Regions from separate parts of the Mus musculus genome. Here region 2 is linked to region 1. The links are chromatin contacts, found by Hi-C or POLR2A ChIA-PET in ENCODE. All regions are on one chromosome and are shown on one strand. The core of a region is the stretch at or near the end of the contact, and the rest is flanking DNA. Distances in the headings are between cores, read along the strand shown.

Evidence for each region. A loop is a pair of places that touch in the nucleus more often than their neighbours do. ChIA-PET counts read pairs that join two places held with the same protein, here RNA polymerase II (POLR2A).
Region 2: a map of T-helper 2 cell shows a loop between it and region 1 (7-fold over the local background). The contact joins the promoter of Dicer1 here to the promoter of Ndufb1 in region 1. A Hi-C loop is called at or near these places in 1 of 37 maps with a recorded cell type or tissue (T-helper 2 cell). POLR2A ChIA-PET finds 5 or more read pairs at or near these places in 1 of 5 experiments (Patski).

What each region holds. Positions count from the first base shown.
Region 1 is chr12:101,973,469-101,977,460 of GRCm38, reverse strand. It overlaps Ndufb1 (NADH:ubiquinone oxidoreductase subunit B1), which reads left to right and starts at 1,723. Exons shown (of 3, transcript NM_001378525.1): 1 at 1,723-1,801. It overlaps Cpsf2 (cleavage and polyadenylation specific factor 2), which reads right to left and starts at 1,487. Exons shown (of 15, transcript NM_016856.3): 1 at 1,327-1,487.
Region 2 is chr12:104,750,268-104,754,259 of GRCm38, reverse strand. Dicer1 (dicer 1, ribonuclease type III) reads left to right here and starts at 2,308. Exons shown (of 27, transcript NM_148948.2): 1 at 2,308-2,512.

The DNA of each region.
Region 1 (3,992 bases), core at 474-2,973:
CACTGCATCTAGTTTTCTTATCTCAGGTTGGTCCTGCATAGCCTTATATGCCAGATCATCCTAAGACATAAATACCTCCTGCCCACTCCCTGCCAAGTGTGCACCAGCTTCCTGCTGACTAAATGCAAGACAAGCTCCAAGACCACTCACAAGCCGACCTAATCTGCACCTTCAGTCTGCACCAACCACTCTTCCAGTTTTTGATTTGTTAAAAATCTCCCCAACAGTGCTCAGCCTTCTCAAGTTTTTAATCCCTCTTCTGCACCCAGGAATAACTTTGTTCTCCCAGGCTTAGCAAATTCCTCTTGATCTGGCTCAGGTGCAAGCTTTTCATTGTCCCCAGGTAAAGCTTCATTACTTAGCACAAAGGAGGCAGGAGGAGTGTTTGCCAAGGGATGATGATTGTGTCCAAAAGCGATCATCTTTGCATCTCCCAAACCAAGCACAGTGCTCGAAGCAATAGAAATAAATGTGCTGAACGCACTGAACCCACCATATCGGGAATTCCCCCAGGGCAGTGACTTCGACTACCTCTGCTTCATCTCGAATATATACCAGATACTTGCTTTCTCAAGAATGATCGTTCACGCTGAGGTCAACTAATGAGAAATACGCAAAGACGGATCTGGACTAGTCCTGGGGCTCACAGTGGGAGAAGTCTCTCTTTAATCGTTCAGGTAAAGAAAGGCTTTGAAAGGGGCAAAGGAATCGTAAAATTAAAGGGTAGAAAAGTAGGCATAGATGATGCTTAAGTTCTCCTTGTCACAGGGGCCAGAGTACTGGGGCTGGATATGGCCTGACTTCTGGTTTCCTGAAAAGTACGTAAGCAAGGAAACTAGGAATGGGATCTTGGGAAACGTGGTGATTGTGGTAGCGCCGAGAGAAGTTAATTCTATCAAGGCGTGGCATGAGCCTCTCAAGGGTCTTTGGAATTAAGGAGCTACGAAGGCACCTGCTGGCCTCGTGTTCTCTGAGCCCAAGATGGGAAAGGCAGAGATGGGGAGGCTTGGGGAGTACGGCGGTACAAGGGGAAAGAGCCCAGGCTGGACGCGGATTAACTTTTAGCTCCAGCTGATGAAAGCTCAGAGGAACTAGACAGGAGGGAGGGCAAGGAGGAAGCATAGGCGCGCCCCAACACCCCGAGGTTTCAGCCCGGGGAAAAGTCACTTCTCTTCCCCCTTGCGGAACGCTTGTTCCAGGAACCACGGAGACTGTCACAACCGAAACCGCGGGAGCGCGTCCGGGCGACACCGGGCCGACGCGGGAACCCATCCCCTTGAGGGCCTCCTCCCAACCCGAAGGCTCCTTTCCGTCTCCCGTCCTCACCTGCCAGGCCAATCTCCCCCCGGCACCGTCCGCCGCCCTTCCCAACCCCTAGTGGAACGCAGGTCGGAGAGCGAGCAGAGCTAGCGCGCGCTCAGCGGCGGAGAGCAGCCGGCAGGAGCCCCTGTGTGGTGGCCGCCATCTTGGGCCTGAGCAGAGCGGCTGAGGCGGGGACGACCCGGGCGACACCATCTGTAGGGGTGGTGACGAACCGGGTCAGGGAAGAGGACAGCGCAAAAGCTCGCAAACCTTGTCAGCCTGGATCCACGTCTTATTCAAAACGTGTCGCGATCATTCACAGCTTAAGATGTACGGGATTCGCGCGTGAGAAGGGAGAGAGAAGCGCCGGTTTGCCGACGCCACCCCCTCTCATCAGGGCTGGCGCGGCGAGTGGCAGCTCCTTAGGTCACGGCTTCCGCCGGCGCCAGTGGCCTAGCTCCCTGCGGCTGTCCTTGGTCGCCTTGTCACCAGGCTGAAGGTGGGTCTGGGGACCCCGGCGCCACCCGTGGTGGTGATGCGGGCGGGAGGGTTCTGGGGAACGCTCGCATGGAGGGGAAACAGGGTCGCCTTCGGTGACCCCTGCGCGCTGCCCGCCCCACGCCTTTTACAAAGACTGCTCTGGGGACGATCTGATGGCCTGGCTCTCGGGGGACTCGGAAGGGTTCTCAAGGATCCGACTCTTGAGCCCACAATAGGGAATGCAGCTCCTATCCAGAAGCGGGGCGCGGTCGCCCAGGCGTCTGTCTCCTCGTCCAACTCTCCTGATTGTGAAACCCGCACGTAGCCATTTGCCTTTTAAAAACAAGGCTTTCTGCTTGGTTTCCAGTCCGTGTTATGATCTCAACGGTTTCGGTTTTGCTCCATCCATTCCATATCTTAGGTGACACTTTGTAATAATTATAAAGAACTGTGGGGTCCAGTCCAACACAAGGTATTATCTCTTAAAAAGTCTACATGTGCCTGCAGTGGTGGTGGCGCATGCCTTTAATCCCAGCACTTGGAAAGCAGAGGCAGGTGGATTTCTGAGTTCAAGGCCAGGCTGGTCTACAGAGTGAGTTCCAGGGCAGCCAGGGCTTTAAAGAGAACCCCTGTCTTGAAAAACAAAACAACAAAAAAAGTCTACATGTTTCCAGCATGAATCCAGATAGAAGACTCAGCAAAATAAGACTCACAGCAGTGTCTGTTATTCTTGAAAAGGGAAAGAAACTTTAATCCCAGCACTTGGAAAGCAGAGGCAGGTGGTATTTAAGGGAAATACCTTGTGTTAGAGAAAAATATTAAGAAATATGTGGGATGTGGGGTTAGTTGTTTTTTGTTTTTAAAAAGTCTCACACACACACACATGGAGAGAGAGAGAGAGAGAGAGAGAGAGAGAGAGAGAGAGAGAGAGAGAGGCTCTGCAAAGAAGAAAAGAGAGGAGGAGTTATTTAACTGTTTACCTCCGTACACAGGAGAGAGAGTAGAACAAAAGAGCTTAAGCCTGATCAGGATACAGATTGTCTGGGGACTATGCTAATCCTGACTCTTTACCCTATACTTAAAGCAAGTTACTTTGCCACAACTAAATTTGGATTTCTTCATCTGAAAAAAAAAAAAAGCCCCAATCTTGAGACATGGTTACTTAAATCTGCAGTCTGTGGTGAGGAGTATATGAATTAGCTATGACGCAGAAACGCCTCGTCCATGTGGCCTACATCTGTAACTCCAACTACTTTTGAGGATGAGGCAGAGGGATAGTAAGCCAGAGCTTCACAGTAAGACTGTCTCAAAAAACAAATACAAAACAAACAAACAAAAGATTCAGTTCTTGTTAAAAGCTTGCCCAAAAAAAAAAAAAAAATTGGATCACTTTAATATTAAAAAAATAAATGACCAAGCCGGGCATGGTGGCACACGCCTTTAATCCCAGCACTCGGGAGGCAGAGGCAGGCGGATTTCTGAGTTCGAGGCCAGCCTGGTCTACAAAGTGAGTTCCAGGACAGCCAGGGCTATACAGAGAAATCCTGTCTCGAAAAACCAAAAAATAAAATTAAAAAAATAAAATAAAATAAAAATAAATGACAAGACAGAGTGTGTGGCTCTGATACGGTGTGTGCTTTTCAAAGCCAAGGCTGCTTCCCTCCTTCTCTCACCCCCTTCTGTCTGCCTCCCCCCCCCTCTTTTTCTTGACACAGTTTCTCTGTGTAGCCCAGGCTGGCCTTGAACTCAGAGATCCTCCTGCTTCTGCCTTCTTAGTGCACCACCACTGCCCAGCCTCCCAATTCTTTTTTTAAAAATACCACAGTACCAGGCAGTGGTGCACAGGGGAGGCAGAAGCAAGCAGATTCCTGTGAGATCCAGGACAGCCAGGGCTACAAAGAAACACTCTTGAAAAGCAAAGCAATAATGCTATATTTTATTTCTGAAATAAAAACAAAATTCTTCTTATGGCCCCACATGCAGAAAGGCACCTAGAGCTAGAGAGATGGCTGGGCTCAGGGGTTCACAGTGCTTGCTGCCTTTCCAGAGGATCTGAGTTTGGTTCCCAGCTCTCCACTCACAGCTCACATGTTGGGTGGCTCACAACTCCAGTTCCAAAGGGCTGTGATACCTTTGGCCATCTTGGGTTCCTGTACGCATATGCACAGGCACGCGCGCGTGCACACACACACACACACACACACACACAC
Region 2 (3,992 bases), core at 1,059-3,558, 2.8 Mb before region 1:
CCGCAACTGTACACGTCATGCTGCCCGTGGCTTTTGTAAATGAAGAAGATAGAGAATAAGTATCTTGGCTTGCTTGTGAAGGCAAGTTTGAAGAACGAACAAGAAACAATGGTTTGCTGTTGGGGCACAAGCGCAGGTGTAGAAGAGACTTTCTTTTTTTTTTTTAACTTTGGACTGTTTATCTTTCATTGCTGCTTATCATAATCCTGAATAATACATCTCAAGTGGAAAAATCCAGAATTCTGAAAGATCAAAGATTATTGAGTCAACTCTAACCACCCCCCCCCCCCCGCCCTGACTGAGCAGGATAAAGCACTTGTGAGCATGCGCTGGACTCCGAGGTCACTGACCAGTAGTCCTGAATTCATATTTCTGAAAGATTAGTCCCAAGGGGGGGGTAGGGATAAATATATATTAGGACTGGAAGACTGAATTGTGGGGAAGAAATTGGTGCATTTTGATGTGTTATTGGTTGGTGAGGGAGGGTCTTTCCAGGGGCAACTCGTGTGGGTTGAGTGAATCATGTGGGAGGAGTCTCTTCTGCAGCTGTGTTTCTGTTAGTTAATGTTCTTGAGAGCAGGACACTGTCCAACTGCATATGTAAACGTGAGCTTTTGTGGATATGGATATATATCATATATACATGCATATATATCACATATATGTATGATATGGTATATATCACATATACCATATACATTATATAGTACATATTAATTATATTATACATTGGATGGTACATATACATTATACATAATATCTAGCATGATACATATATATGATAGATATCATATATAATACATACATCATATACATGATACAAATATAGTATATATATCATATATGTATGTGCCAGGGCTTTGGCATGTAGCTCAGGCTGGCCTTGATCTGTGATTTTGCTATGGTAACCTCCTCCTCCTCATGCTGGGATAGTCCAAATCCATTTTTTTTTTTGAAAGACAGCCGAGGATGTGGTGCACGCCTTTAATCCCAGTGCTTGGGAGGCAGAGGCAGTTGGATCTTTATGAGTTCAAGGCCAATTTGGTGTACAGAGCAAGTTCCAGGACAGCCAGAGCTATACAGAGAAACATTGTGTCGAAAAACAAAACAAAACAAAACAAAACAAAACAAATGGACCATATTGCCTCCAAGTTAAAGGTAAAGAAATCAGAAACATCTGCTAATGGACAAGGAGTTAGTCTTTAAAAAAATATCTTTTTTTTTTCCCGAGACAGGGTTTCTCTGTGTAATAGCCCTGGCTGTCCTGGAATTCACTCTGTAGACCAAGCTGGTCTCGGACCCAGAAATCCGCCTGCCTCTACCTCCCAAGTGTTGGGATTAAAGGCGTGCCCCACCACGCCCGGCGTGGCACACACGTTTAAACCCAAAAATTGAGAGGCAGAGGCAGGCGGAGTTTGAGGACAGCCTGGTCTACATAGTGAGACCTACTTTCGAAATAACAGTAATAAAAAAATTGAAACAAATGACACTAGTATTTATTCAAATAAACAAATCACTTGCACTTATTAAAGATTAGCCTTAATTTGGAGAGGTAACAACCACTACGTGGGACTGTTGGACATAGTTCAGACGGACAGGTAAGCGCTTCCAGTGGCTGAGAGAAGCCCGGGGCTAGAAGCGTCCATCCCTCACCTGGAGTACCAGTCTATTCCGGAGTCTTTTTCCAAGATGCCTACACGGAGGTGGGGGAGGGTCCTACACTAAGATGGTTTTCTTTAAGTCGGTCTCTTTACTCCTCTGATCTCAGCAAGAAGACGCAGCAGAAAGCTCAGCCTTATAAAACCAAGTTTGCACGCCGCGGGCATTTTCTGGTTATTCAAGTTGGTTTTGAGGGCTGCCCAAAGAGATCAGTTCTTTGGACCAAAAGAGCGGTGCAGCGGGGCTTGCGGATGGGGGCGATGTGTGCCATCATCAGGAAGGGAAAGGAGCCGGGAGCTGGGACTGCGTAGCCCCAGCGGCGCGTTCAGGATTCCGGCCGGCCGGCAGGCTGGCTGACTGCGTTGCAGAGCTCGGTCTTCGCATTGGGCCTCCGACGCGGCCTCGGCCCGAGTCTGCTGTCTCCCGGCTTCTGAGTGGCTGGGGGGCCGGGGTTAACCTTTCACCTCCGCGCTCCGTCCAATCACAGGACGGCTTTCATGCGGCCGCGGGGCGAGCGAGCGAGGGGGCGCGGAGCGGCGGCGCGACGCCGGTGGGATTCTCCAAGCCGCTGTGCGCCGTCGCCGCGGGCCGAGCGCGGGCTGCGGGCGAGCAGGGCGCTGCGCAGTCTCCGCAGGCGCGGGCGGGAGGGGTCGGGGCGCGGCGCGGTGCGGCGCGGGCGGCTCCGGGCCCAGGTGAATGGAGTAACCTGACAGCGGGAACGAGACGACGGCGAGCGGCAGGAAATGGCGGCGGCGGCGGCGGCGCCGGGCGGCACCGGGAGGCCTGGGCTGTGACGCGCGCGCCGGAGCGGGGTCCGATGGTTCTGGAAGGCCCGCGGCGCCCAGTGCTGCAGGTGAGGCGGGCTCCCTGCTGGGCCGCTTTGTGTCCGGGCCCGGGGGACGGCGATGCCCGGCCCGCCTCTTGCGCGAGGCCCGCGCGGGCGCCGGGAGCAGGCCGCGACGCCGAGCCCGGGCAGAGAACTGTCCACGCGGGCCTCTCCGCACCCCCGCCTTAGGAGGAGCGGCCTTTGACAGGTCCCGTTCCGCGTTCGAAGCCCGGGAGAAGACAGGAGGTATCCACGCGGGCCGGCGTCTCGGGAGCGACCCGGGCCTGCCAAATGGCGCGGGACCCCTGGATGCCTCCGAGGATCTGGAGGGGGACAAGGCCTCAGCGAGGTGCGGGCTGGAGCCCTGGGAAGGACTGTTGTGTGTTTATTGGCAGGTGACCAAGGCTGGCCCTAGGGGGTGGGTGGCCCAGGCCATGTTTTGTGCCCCTCCCCTTTTAGGTCGTCTGGACCTTGCGAAGAAGGGTCTTTGCTTAAGGGGCTTTCGTTCAGCCAAATCTGTGTGCATCTCCAGCCAGCACACCAAATTGGTGTGGATTGCCTAGCAGAGATGAGCTGCCCTTGTGACTTTGCCTTCAGGACAGAGCCAGTGTCCTGAAGACTTGCCCAAATGGATGACTGGGAGTCTATGATCTGTAATAGTCCTTGCTTTTATGAGTAGACTTGTGATTAAAGGGTTAGTTACCGATATATGATGCCCTAAGTATTATGGTGATCAAGTGTTGAAAGACGTCATCGGGTGAAAGAGACTTACTTGGGAGTTCGCTCCTGAGTTTCTGAATCTTTGATTGTTAGTTTTCTGAGGAACCTCACTGTAAGTCAGTAGGAAAGGATGCAGTTCAAGAGTTAAGCAACTTGAGATATGTTTTTCAAACCTGTTGTAAAGTAGGATCGCTGAGTTGGAAATTCATTGGTATAAACATTTTAAGTTTTCTAGGCAAAAATTTTCATGGTAACCAAGGACCTGAAATGTAACCGAAAGGTGAATACTGGGTGAGGCTTGTAGCAAGCAGTAGTTTGGGTGTTTTTGGAAATATCTTTTTGATATCTTTGGGGACTGAGTTCTGGAATAATCTGTTTCACTTTTCAGGCTACCTGTGAAACATGCAGTGTGTAATATAAACAGTGCACAATATCATGACTGGAGTGTATTTTATAGAACTGTCAGCACCAAGGGCTGCTTTTAGTGATCAATGTAGTAGCCTAAGTTTGTGAATTTACACGTGGCTCCAAAAGATGACTCGGTTGGCTTTAACTGGGTGATAAAAGACCTTGCAACTGCATTAATAATGTAGTTGTCTTCCTGTCCCACACTGAGCACTGCATTATGGCAGTGTTTCTGGGCAGGAGTTGTATAGCTAGGCTGTTTGTCTGTTGTTGAACTTTCTTGTTTTGGTTTTAGAAGGTATTTTTGGTGTAGTTCATTTCTGTCTTTCTTGAAAGAAACTTTTAGGAAGTTTCTCTCTCAGCCTCTGGGGTACCGGAATTA